Regions from separate parts of the Homo sapiens genome. Here region 1 is linked to region 2. A link is an interaction called in ENCODE POLR2A ChIA-PET data of the cell type or tissue named here. Cell type or tissue: PC-9. All regions are shown on one strand. Each heading gives the region's core, and the rest is flanking DNA. Links, peaks and the distances in the headings are about the cores only. Region 1 overlaps TLN2 (talin 2). Region 2 holds the start of LOC124903504 (a long non-coding RNA gene).

Region 1 (5,409 bases), core at 272-5,271, 460 kb before region 2:
GGAAACCTAGGGCTTTGTGGCCAAGCTAACATTTGCTGAATGCCTTATTAATATCTGCCGAGTGCGGTGGCTCATGCCTGAATCCCAGCACTTTGGGAGGCTGAGGCTGGTAGATCACTTGAGGTCAGCAGTTCAAGACTAGCCTGGCCAACACTGTGAAACTCCACCTCTATTAAAAATACAAAAATTAGCCAGGCATGGTGGTGGGTGCCTGTAATCCTAGCTACTCAGGAGGCTGAGGCAGGAGAATTGCTTGAACCCAGGAGGTGGAGGTTGCAGTGAGTCAAGATCACACCACTGCACTCCAGCTTGGGTGACAAAGCAAGACTCCATCTCAATAAATAAATAAATAAATAAATAAATAAATAAATAAATAAATAAAATCTGCCACTGGGAAGGTGCCATTTCTGGCTGGTGGGTGGTACTTGCTAACGGTGGGCTTGCAGCAGCAGTGGCCTCTGCCTCCTAAATGGGAGCTCTCCCCCTATGCTCCATTTCTCCTTATTTTTTCTCTCTCGTGCTTTTGCTGTTGTCTTGTTCATTTTGGGGGAAGGGAGGAGATACAGGGATCCTCGTATTTCCATTTCACTTCTCCCCAGTTCCATTTCTTAGTTGAACCGTATTTTCTCCAGCACCTGTGCAGCATTGATAATGTACATGACATCTATGGGTCCAGGCCCTGCACACATGGGCCTCAGGTTGGCAATCTGTACCTTTGCCCTTGGTGAGTCATTTAACAAGAATGTCACTGTGTGGGGTCTGCCTGCAGCTTTATGTCTGACACGTACAAAGGCCTGGATGGAAATGGAGTGAAGGTCTCCCCTTTCATTCTCCAGCAAAAATGCAGCTTATTTAGGGGAGAGGAATTCTTTCTTCGTAAGGAAGGGCAGGTGCCAGCATTTGTCTTAGGGAGAAGTGTCTCTCAGGGGAAAGGAAAATGGAGCTGTAACAGGGTCACTTCCCTGACTGCATGCCGACTCTAAACCCTATCCCAGTATCCGGGAATGAGGTGTTGGATCTGCTCAAGTGCTTCCTTTCTTGTCACTTCCCCTCTCCATGCCCACCTCGTTTGGGTGAGCAAAATAAGACAAGGCTGTCTTGTGTGTATGGTGTGCCTCTGTCCGAGGGGCGGGCGGGCAGATGGCTGGCCTCTGCCTGAGGGGAGGCCAAGAGGTCCAGGAGCTCTAGGAACATTATAGAAGGTCTAGGAACTTTCCCAGGCCACACATTCAGAGACTCCTGCTTAGTGGCCACCCAGTCGCTATGTCAACATCAGCCCTGATGGTAAACGGCAGCTTTTTCTGTAACAGGAAGAAGGGCACTTACTGACGGGAGACCCACCATCACAGGTCATTCAGGAGGTCACCATCAGATCTCATCTCATGGAGGCTGGAGATCGGAAGGAGGGAGAGTGACCACTACTTTCTTTGCCAGGGCCTAGGCAAGAACAGATTGCACTTTGTGGCCAGACGTGCTTCTCTGGTGACCATTGACATTTCAGTTGATTGATTTTCTGTTATGGATTCTTCCTTGTATTTTTTGTAGAATCAGTACTCTTAAATCTTGTGTGTTACAAACTTGCATGGTTGATATATCTGTTAAAAGCCTGCCAGCTGAGTTTCTTGTCCTCATTGTATACAATTATTGTCATTGTAGTTTGTAACTATGGTAGATATATCAATGTCCTAGTTCTCTAAGGCCATTCAGAGGTTTAGGGTAGTTGGTACTAAAATGAAATCACTAATAGGAAGAAAAGCTAAATGATAGTAAAACTATTCCTATAAAAGAAACAGAATCCATCTCATCTTTTGCGATAAGGATTTTTCCCCCTTGAGACTGAAAAGATCCAAATATATTTTAAAGATAAAATTGTCAAAAGTTAGCAACTAAGTATGAGAAGCAATGAAAAGCAAGATTAAAAGTTACCTCCAAAGTTCTCCAGCTCCAAGATTAGGATCACGGTAATGCTATTGACAGGGCAAGGCAGAAGAAAGGGAGATTTTATAGATAAATCTATAAAATTTACAATGTGCCTAAGTTTAATTAGGCATACTGTACATTTGATACATTCTCTAGATGTAAAGATGGAGGAGATATAGTTCTAGTGCTGGCAGTTGAAGGCTTTTATTCATGCATATGGGCTTTTTTTTTTTTTGGAGACAGAGTTTTGCCCTCGTTGCCTGGGCTGGAGTGCAATGGCATGATCTTGGCTCACTGTAACCTCCGCCTCCCGGGTTCAAATGATTCTCCTGCCTCAGCCTCCCAAGTAGCTGGGATTACAGGCACGAGCTACCAGGCCTAGCTAATTTTGTCTTTTTTGTAGAGATGGGGTTTCACCATGTTGGCCAGGCTGGTCCCCTAACCTCAGGTGATCTGCCCACCTTGGCCTCCCAAAGTGCTGGGATTATAGGCATGAGCCACCAGGCCTGGCCAATATGGGGTTTTATTAAGAGCATACAGTATAGACATAAAAGAATAGAGTCAAGGCTAGATCTTGAGAAAACATGAACCAGTAGAAGGCAGGAAAAAAACTGGAGAAATAATGGAAAAAAGGGGACTTCAGAAATATTCGCTGAAAGAAGGGGAATACAAGAAAAAGACTTATCATTTGGGCTTTATGGTTGATTCATTAAGTCATTGTTTATTTTATTGACTTCCTTCTATAGACCACACAAAAGAAATATAAGCTAAGCACATAATGGCCCTTGCCTTCAAGTAGCTCCTAATCCATTTATAATCTAGTTAGTCTCCCTCAGTGGTCTTGGTTGTTGTTTATAGAATGTTAAAGAGTGAAACAATCAAAGATAAAACTATCAAAAAAAAAAAAGAATTTTCCCCCTTGAGGGTGACAAGTGCTGATGGCTCTGACATCCAAGGATGTGAATGAAATAGCATTATGTATTCATTTATTTGTTCATGTTCATATATTTTTTTCCTTAAAAAGCAAGACAGTCTTTGAAGAGTATTTTCTATTAAAAATATAGGCCGAAAACAAGCCTCTTTCTAGGGAATTATCATAAACATATAAAAAATACAAGTTCCTGGTGAAAAATTATAGAAACCCTCACAACAGTATTCGGTCACCTAAATTGTGGTGACATAGGTCATTGTCTTAGGTCTGCTGCCAAAAATAAATTCACGTTCACACAGTTAGCTTTAACTCCTAGAAATCTGGGTTAAAATAAGGATAAGAAAGAGGAGTATTGTTTCACACTGAGAGTCCTGCAAGCCGCAAGACTGACCGGCCAGTGCTGTATGAAGGTCCAACAAGAAATGAGGAAAATGAGAATGCCCAAGCCTGGGAAGTAGTGTTCGTTTTCAGAGGGGATTCTAATGACAATCAGAAAATGAAAGCCAAATTGCTAATCTAGAGAAGACATCAGAATTTTGTTGAAATTCTTTTTGGGGTAGAAGAAAAGAATATCTACTAAAATTTGATTAGTTATTTGCAGGTGATAGATTTAAAAAGCAATTAAAAACTGGAGATTTTTATTCTGTCTGTCACACACACACACACACACACACACACACACACACACACACACACACACACACACTCACTCGCTCTGCCCTTCACTCTGTTCTTTGGTCTCTGCAGAAAGACTCTGTATGATCATATGACCATGGCCTCTCCATTCTGAAAAAGAGTTGACTAAAACCAGACTGTACCTGTAGATCTTAGGGTAGTCTTCCTGAAATGCTTGAAAAATTGATCCCGTTTTTAACAATTCAAGGAGAATCGATGGAGATTCCTGAGAGCTGAAGAAAGGTCAGATAATTGTTCATTTTTTACAAAAAGGGAAAGAGAAAATTCCAGAAATCAAGGTTTAGAAAAAGTGTCCAGCAATCTGCAGAAATAAGTTGAGGTCATTTTCAGGTGGTACATGGAGAATCGGGGATCCTCTTCAGTGAGCTGCTTTTCTTAAATCTCGGCACATAAAAATATGCATGAGTTTATGGTGTCTTAGCCTTGTTCTGTTAAAATATCTAGAGCCAAGGATTCTTAGGCTTTTTTGGCTGGTTTGTATCTTTTAGTTTTTCTTTGGAAAATGCTTAAATAAATACAGAAGCTAATAGCAGCATCCATGTACCCATCATCTATGATTGACTAATTTTGTTAACAGTTTATCCTATTTGCTTCAGATGCTTATATTTTAAACAAACATACCAATAATAATACATTTTGTATCTGTTCCCACTCCTATTCTCTCTTTGCCTGTGTTACAGATGCCAATGACTATCATGATTTCAGCATTCTTCATCTTTTGTGGGTCATGGGCCCCTTTGAGCTAAAAGCCCGGGGTCATTTCTTGCCTTCTGCAACCGTCATCAAAGAAACATCAGCACAGACACACAGGTTGATCCCCAAACTGTTAAGAGGAGTCACAGACCCACAAAACCTAGTTAGAACCTTTTGGTATTTAGAGACTCCAAATGGAAAACCCCCGCCTGGGGAATCCTTTAGAGAATTCAGTTAACTCTCAACAAACATAGGATCTAATTTCGACAGAGCCATCTCCCCGCTGCCCCGAGAGCTGCTTTATGATGTTTTAGAGATGTCCATTTGAATGATGGTGGCCTCCTGCGTTTGCTGTTTGCTCGTTTATCATAGAGGATTTGTATTGCAGGACAAAAAGCCGCTACTTTGCCTCTGCAACTATCACAGTTCAATATTTCTGCAAAACCAGTTTGAGATCTTTGGCAGGGCTAAAATTATCCTTGCTTCCACTGGCAGAGCTTTAATTTGGATCTGTCTGTTGTCTGCTATCAGAAATCATGTTGACTTAATGGCAGAATAAAAATAGAACTCCTCTTCTCCTCCGTTATCTAAAGCTCGGGTTCTTTATCAGGGCTGTTCCCTGTCTGAGGGCTGTCATGTTGTACACTTCTCACTGAAGGCCCTCCTTTTAGAGACAGAAGTCTTTCATCATTCCACTCTGTGGGAATGTTGGTAGAAGTATGTGAACAAACATCCTTCCCTTGTCTTGAGCTTAGGGGAAAATCATTCAGTCTTTTGCCATTAATTATGAGTGTCCGCACCATACCTTTAACCCTTTGCTTATTCATGCTGTGTTGGCCACTTTAGAGAAACCATTTAACAATGCCTATGGACTGCTTAGCTACTGAGATCCTGAGCCATAACTATTAATAACCTGGTAGTCGTACAGCATATATTGTTGCAGACAAATATGGTACAAGCCTTTTGCAATTAAGTGGTGACAAATGCCACCATCTAAGTCTAGAGCAGTGGTTTACAACTATGGCCACATGAGTCACCCAGGGAACTTAAAAAATTCTTATGCCCAGGCTACACACCAGAAGAATTTTATCAGTAGCTCTTTATATATATATATTAATTTATATAACCTCACCACAGCTCTATAAAGGAAGACTGTTGTGGTCGCTTAA
Region 2 (5,320 bases), core at 321-5,320:
CAATCTTAGCTCACTGCAGCCTCGACCTCCTGGGCTCAAGCAATCCTCCCACCGCAGCCTCATGAGTAGTTGGGACTATAGGCGTGGGCCATCACGCCTGGCTAATTTTTTTTTTTTTTTTTTTTGAGACAGAGATTTGCTTTGTCGCCCAGGCTGGAGTGCAGTGGCACGATCTTGGCTCACTGCAACCTCCACCTTCCAGGTTCAAACTGTTCTCCTGCCTCAGCCTCCTGAGTAGCTGGGATTACAAGCGTGTGCCACCAGGGCCGGCTAACTTTTTTGTTTCTTGGTTTTGTTTTTTGTTTTTGTTTTTGAGACGGAGTCTCGCTCTGTTGCCCAGGCCAGAGTGCAGTGGCGTGATCTCGGCTCACTGCCACCTCCACCTCCTGGGTTCAAGAGATTCTCCTCCCCAGCCTCCGGAGTAGCTGGGACTACAGGTGCCTGCCACCACGCCCAGCTAATTTTTTGTATTTTAGTAGAGACGCGGTTTCACCATGTTGCGCAGGCTGGTTGCGAACTCATGAGCTCAGGCAGTCCGCTCACCTCAGCCTCCCCAAGTGCTGGGATTACAGGCGTGAACCACCATGTCCAGCCAATTTTTGTATTTTTAGTAGATGGGTTTTCCCCATGTTGGCCAGGCTGGTCTCAAACTCCTGACCTCAGGTGATCTGCCTGCCTTAGCCTCCCAAAGTGCTGGGATTACAGGTATGAGTCACTGCGCCTGGCCTGATTTTTGTATTTTTTGTAGAAATGGGGTTTCACCATGTTGCCTAGGCTGGTCTTGAAGTCCTGGGCTCAAGCAATCCTCCCACCTTGGCCTTATATGCTCTTTATTCTGGTTCTTATCTTTTAATCTTTGTTAAATACCTTACAGGGGTCCCCAGTTCTGGGGACATGGATAGGTACTGGGCCACACAGCAGGAGGTGAGCGGCAGGCCAGTAAGCATTACTGCCTGAACTCTGCCTCCTGCCAGATCAATGGCGGCATTAGATTCTCATAGGAGTGTGAAACCTATCATGAATTGTGCATGTGAGGGATCTAGGTTTTGTGCTCCTTATGAGAATCTAATGCCTGATGATCTGAGGTGGAACAGTTTCATCCTGAAACCATCCCCATCACCCCAACCCACAGTCCATGGAAAAATTGTCTTCCACGAAACCAGTCCCTGCTACCAAAAAGGTTGGGGACCACTGCCTTATACTATCTTAATCTGTGTTGTATCTTACACTATATTAATCTTTATTAAGTATAGAAGGATTTGCTTTTAATAAGATCACCCAGAATGTTGTTTAGGTATTGATAAATTCAGTAAACCTTCTCTCCCACTTCATGATTCCAACCCTCAAGATTGGTGTTCCGTTATTAGTTCCAGGGATATATGAGAATGCACCATAGCAAATAAAATAAATAAATAATAAATTAAAATAAATAAATATACATTCGCCTAAGGTGAAAGTAGTTGGGTGATGACATGAAAGAAAAACAGAAATTGCTGTGGTTAAGAATAGCAACTGCTAAATACATGAAATGAGTTTTTGTTCCTTATGAGTAAATATTGCAATGAAATTTTAGGGAAATATTTCAAATAGGTAGTCACATTAGTCAATAAATTATCAAAATGTCTCAGGCTTCAACTGAGGCAGCTGGATCTAGCAAAAAGAGGCCTGAACTAGAAATCAAGACTTCCAGGTTCCAAGTGGGTTCTGCTGCTCAGTAATGGAGTATTTTCTAGGCTTGTTGTATCCTCTGTTTGCTTTTAAAAAAAATTATATTGGATAATCTCTATGTCCTTTCCTAGCTCTAAAATTCTAAGAAAACACTGGTAATTTCTCTAACATAGATCATTTGATACTCTACCATCATTGCAATTTTCTCTCTGATATCTCAATGAAGGTATTTAGTTTTATGGTTTATAAATTTGGAATATAAATTAAATCAACTTGGCATTATAAACATGGACACTTAGTATAAACTAGGTAGTAATTCTTTATCTGATTTCTTATGACCAATATTTGCCCTCGTTTTTGTTTCTTAAGGTTTCTTCCTCTTGCATTGCCCTTATTTATTTACTTATTTACTTTTGAGTTGGAGTCTCGCTCTGTCACCCAGGCTGGAGTGCAGTGGCATGATCTTGGCTCACTGCAACCTCTGCCTCCCGGGTTCAAGCAATTCTAGTGCCTTCGCCTCCTGAGTAGCTGGGACTACAGGTGTATGCCACCACGCCCAGTTAATTTTTGCATTTTTAGTAGAGATGGGGTTTCACCATATTGGCTAGACTGGTCTCAAACTCCTGACCTCAAGTGATCTGCCCACCTCAGCCTCCCAAAGTGCTGGGATTACAGGCGTGAGCCACTGTACCCAGCCACTTCCTCTTGCATTGCCTTTAAAAAAATTTACTTGTGAATATTGTGTGCAAGCTGAAGTTGAAAAAACTCTAAGAGAATGTAGTTAAGACTCTCATCTTGTACCATCAACAAAACCAGTGCTGCTTGAAAGCTGGGTCCTAGGGTTGACTCTTATAGGGCTGGTAACTTCACTCCGACCTTCAGCATCACAGCAGGATCGAAATTGCATCACTCGTTACCAAGGAAACTGGGTGGGTACTCTGAGGATCCCTCCATTTCCTGTCTTCCTTCAGCTGGTGTCCTGTCTCCTCTCCTCTAAAGCTAAATTTCTCCATTTTTTCCTCTTTCCTTTTTTTTCTTACCACACATTAATGTGAGAAGATTTTACAGACTGCCTTTTACCCCTATGTCTGGGTCACTGATGACCTCTGTATGGCTAAATCCAGTGGACATAATTCACTGGTAGCTTTTGTTGTTGTTGTTGTTGTTTTGTTTTTTGTTTGTTTTGAGATGGAGGAGTCTCACTCTGTGGCCCAGGCTGGAGTACAGTGGCGCAGTCTTGGCTCACTGCAACCTCTGCCTCCCAGGTTCAAGTGATTCTTCTGTCTCAGCCTCCTGAGTAGCTGGGATTACAGGTGTCTGCCACCACGCCCAGCTAATTTTTGTATTTTTAGTAGAGGCAGGGTTTCACCATGTTGGCCAGGCTGGTCTCAAACTCCTGACCTCAAGTGATCCGCCTGCCTCAGCCTCCCAAAGTGCTGGGATTACAGGCGTGAGCCACTGTGCATGGCTACTTAACCTCTCGACAGCCCTTCTTTCTGAAATGTTTTCCCCTTGGCTTCCACAGCACCACATTCCCCCAGTTTTCTTGTTACCCTCTTGGCCACTCCTTTTCAGTTTCTTATGAGGTTCCTCTTCTCCTCATACCTTTAATGTTGGTGTTCTGACATAGGCCTTGTTCTGGCTTTACTAGCTATCTAGGTAATTCTATTCTATATACTCTCACGGCTTCAGGTATTCTGGTCTCAGCTCTGATGTTCAGTCCATTTCTCTCCTGATCCTGTATATGTAGTTGCCTACTGAACACCTCCATTTGGAGTGCTACAAGTATCTCAGTCTCAAGGCATCCAAAATGAAGGCCAGGCACGGTGGCTCATGCCTGTAATCCCAGCACTTTGGGAGGCCGAGGTGGGCAAGTCACTTGAGGCCAGGAGTTCGAGACTGGCCTGGCCAACATTGTTCACACTGTCTCTACTAAAATACGAAAATAACCCAGGCATGGTGGCGCGTGCCTATAGTCCCAGCTACTCTGGAGGCTGAGGCAGGATAATTGCTTGAACTCGGGAGGCAGAGGTTGCAGTGAGCTGAGATCACACCACTGCACTCCAGCCTGGGCGACAGAGTGAGACTATGTCTCCAAAACAGTAACAACAAAATAACAAAATGGTACTCATTATCGTGTCTACTTTGCCATATTCTCTCCTCCTCCTGTCTCCACAGCATCCACTTAAGCCCGAACCCTCTAGAAGCCCTCATCCTTGACTCTTCCCCCATCTCACTCTATGTAGCTCATTAGTCACTAAATTCTGTTTGTACAATTCCTAAACTTCTATTAAATTTGTCTGCTTCCCTCCAGAGTCCTGCTAATTCCCTGAATCAGGCCACTGCCATCTCATGCCTGCGTTGCACTGAGGACCTCCAGTCTGGAAGCTCATTTTCCATATCTTTACAAAGCAGATCTATCACTCTGAACTGTTGTCTCGACCCGAGTTTTGATAGGTATTGTGCTGGGATCTGACCATTCAAAATACAATCACTGGAATCTGAAGAAGTATTCTGTGGGAGTGAATGGAAATATATATGACTTTTAAATGGGCAAAGGTAATGTTTTTCTGTAAGAATTAAATACCTGCAGTTGTATTATTTGAAGGTGCATTTTCAGGGGCGAGCTGCAAAACATCTGTCAGGTCCCAACATTTGTCTACTGGTGTTTTTTTAAATGTGGATTGCCAAAATCTTTATTCATGATGGACATTATGTAGGAGTGGTTAATACTTACATAGCACTTACCTGTGTCAGGCACACTGATCAAAATAACCGACGAAGTATTATTCAACATAAAGAAAAATCTAACTTGGATGTGAATGATCAGAGAACTTAAGTTTTAATTTTTAAACCTTTCAGAAATTGTTAATATAGATGTTTATAACTTCCACCTTTTAAATTATTTCACTTATTGAACAGATATTAGTGAACTTCTAGGTGCTGAGGAAACAACAAAGAGCAAAGCAAAGTCCCTGTCCCCCAGGAGTTCGCGTTTTAACGGGGAAGAAAAATAAGCAAGTGAAATGGACGACTGTGAGAAGACGGAGCAGGGAGATGTTACTATTGCTTGTAGGGTGGTCACAGAATGCCTGCAAAAACAACCCTTTTGAAGAATTGGGAAAAAAATAAAAACCATTTGGCTGAAACAGCCCTGAGAAGGGCAGCTTCTTCCACCACTCTTTCATCATTTTACCATCTGTGGGTTATCCCCGGGGTCACTGCTATCCCAGCCTAGGTTTTATACAGGATGGAGTACGAAGTTCCCGCAACTATCCAAACGGTAAAATGTGCTTAAAAAAAAAAAAAAACCTATTTAAAAAGGAATCCTGCTTGTTCCTGCGCTACATTTTTGTTTAGTCTCTTTGGTTGACTTGGAATCTCTGCCTGTTCTCGGTGCATGCGGCTCGAAGGTGGGCTAGGGAGCTTCCCTTCTCTTAACCACCTCGCGGCCGGCACTGGAACCCGATCGGAGTGTATCTGTGGGGCTGCGGCGATGGCTGGGGCCCTAACGTCGCCGAGGACGCCCGCCTCGGGAGCAGGAGCTGCGGCGTGGCCCTGGCGCTTCCGGACACCCGGTAGGGCGGAGGGCCCAACGGTGGGGTCCGCGCTCACCGCCTTGAGCCCGCCCCTGCGCCCGGCGCCCTCAGCC

Evidence for each region. ChIA-PET counts read pairs that join two places held together with the same protein. Peaks named below come from ENCODE experiments on the same cell type or tissue, not always from the same donor. Only the 100,000 strongest peaks of a DNase experiment are listed, where the experiment ranks them.
Region 1: POLR2A ChIA-PET joins it to region 2 with 5 read pairs; 1 of 35 experiments calls an interaction of 5 or more read pairs at or near these places.

What each region holds. Positions count from the first base shown.
Region 1 is chr15:62,811,676-62,817,084 of GRCh38, forward strand. All of the region lies in intron 52 of TLN2 (talin 2), which reads left to right. Among named protein-coding and RNA genes, the nearest start is that of MIR190A, 9.6 kb to the right of the region's middle. In PC-9, for the core only: no CTCF peak of the experiment used is centred there; a DNase peak (open chromatin) is centred at 736.
Region 2 is chr15:63,272,036-63,277,355 of GRCh38, forward strand. LOC124903504 (a long non-coding RNA gene) reads left to right here and starts at 3,071. Exons shown (of 2, transcript XR_007064674.1): 1 at 3,071-3,327; 2 at 3,983-4,817. RefSeq lists a silencer at 5,097-5,320. In PC-9, for the core only: no CTCF peak of the experiment used is centred there; no DNase peak of the experiment used is centred there; H3K4me3 peaks cover 1,439 bases.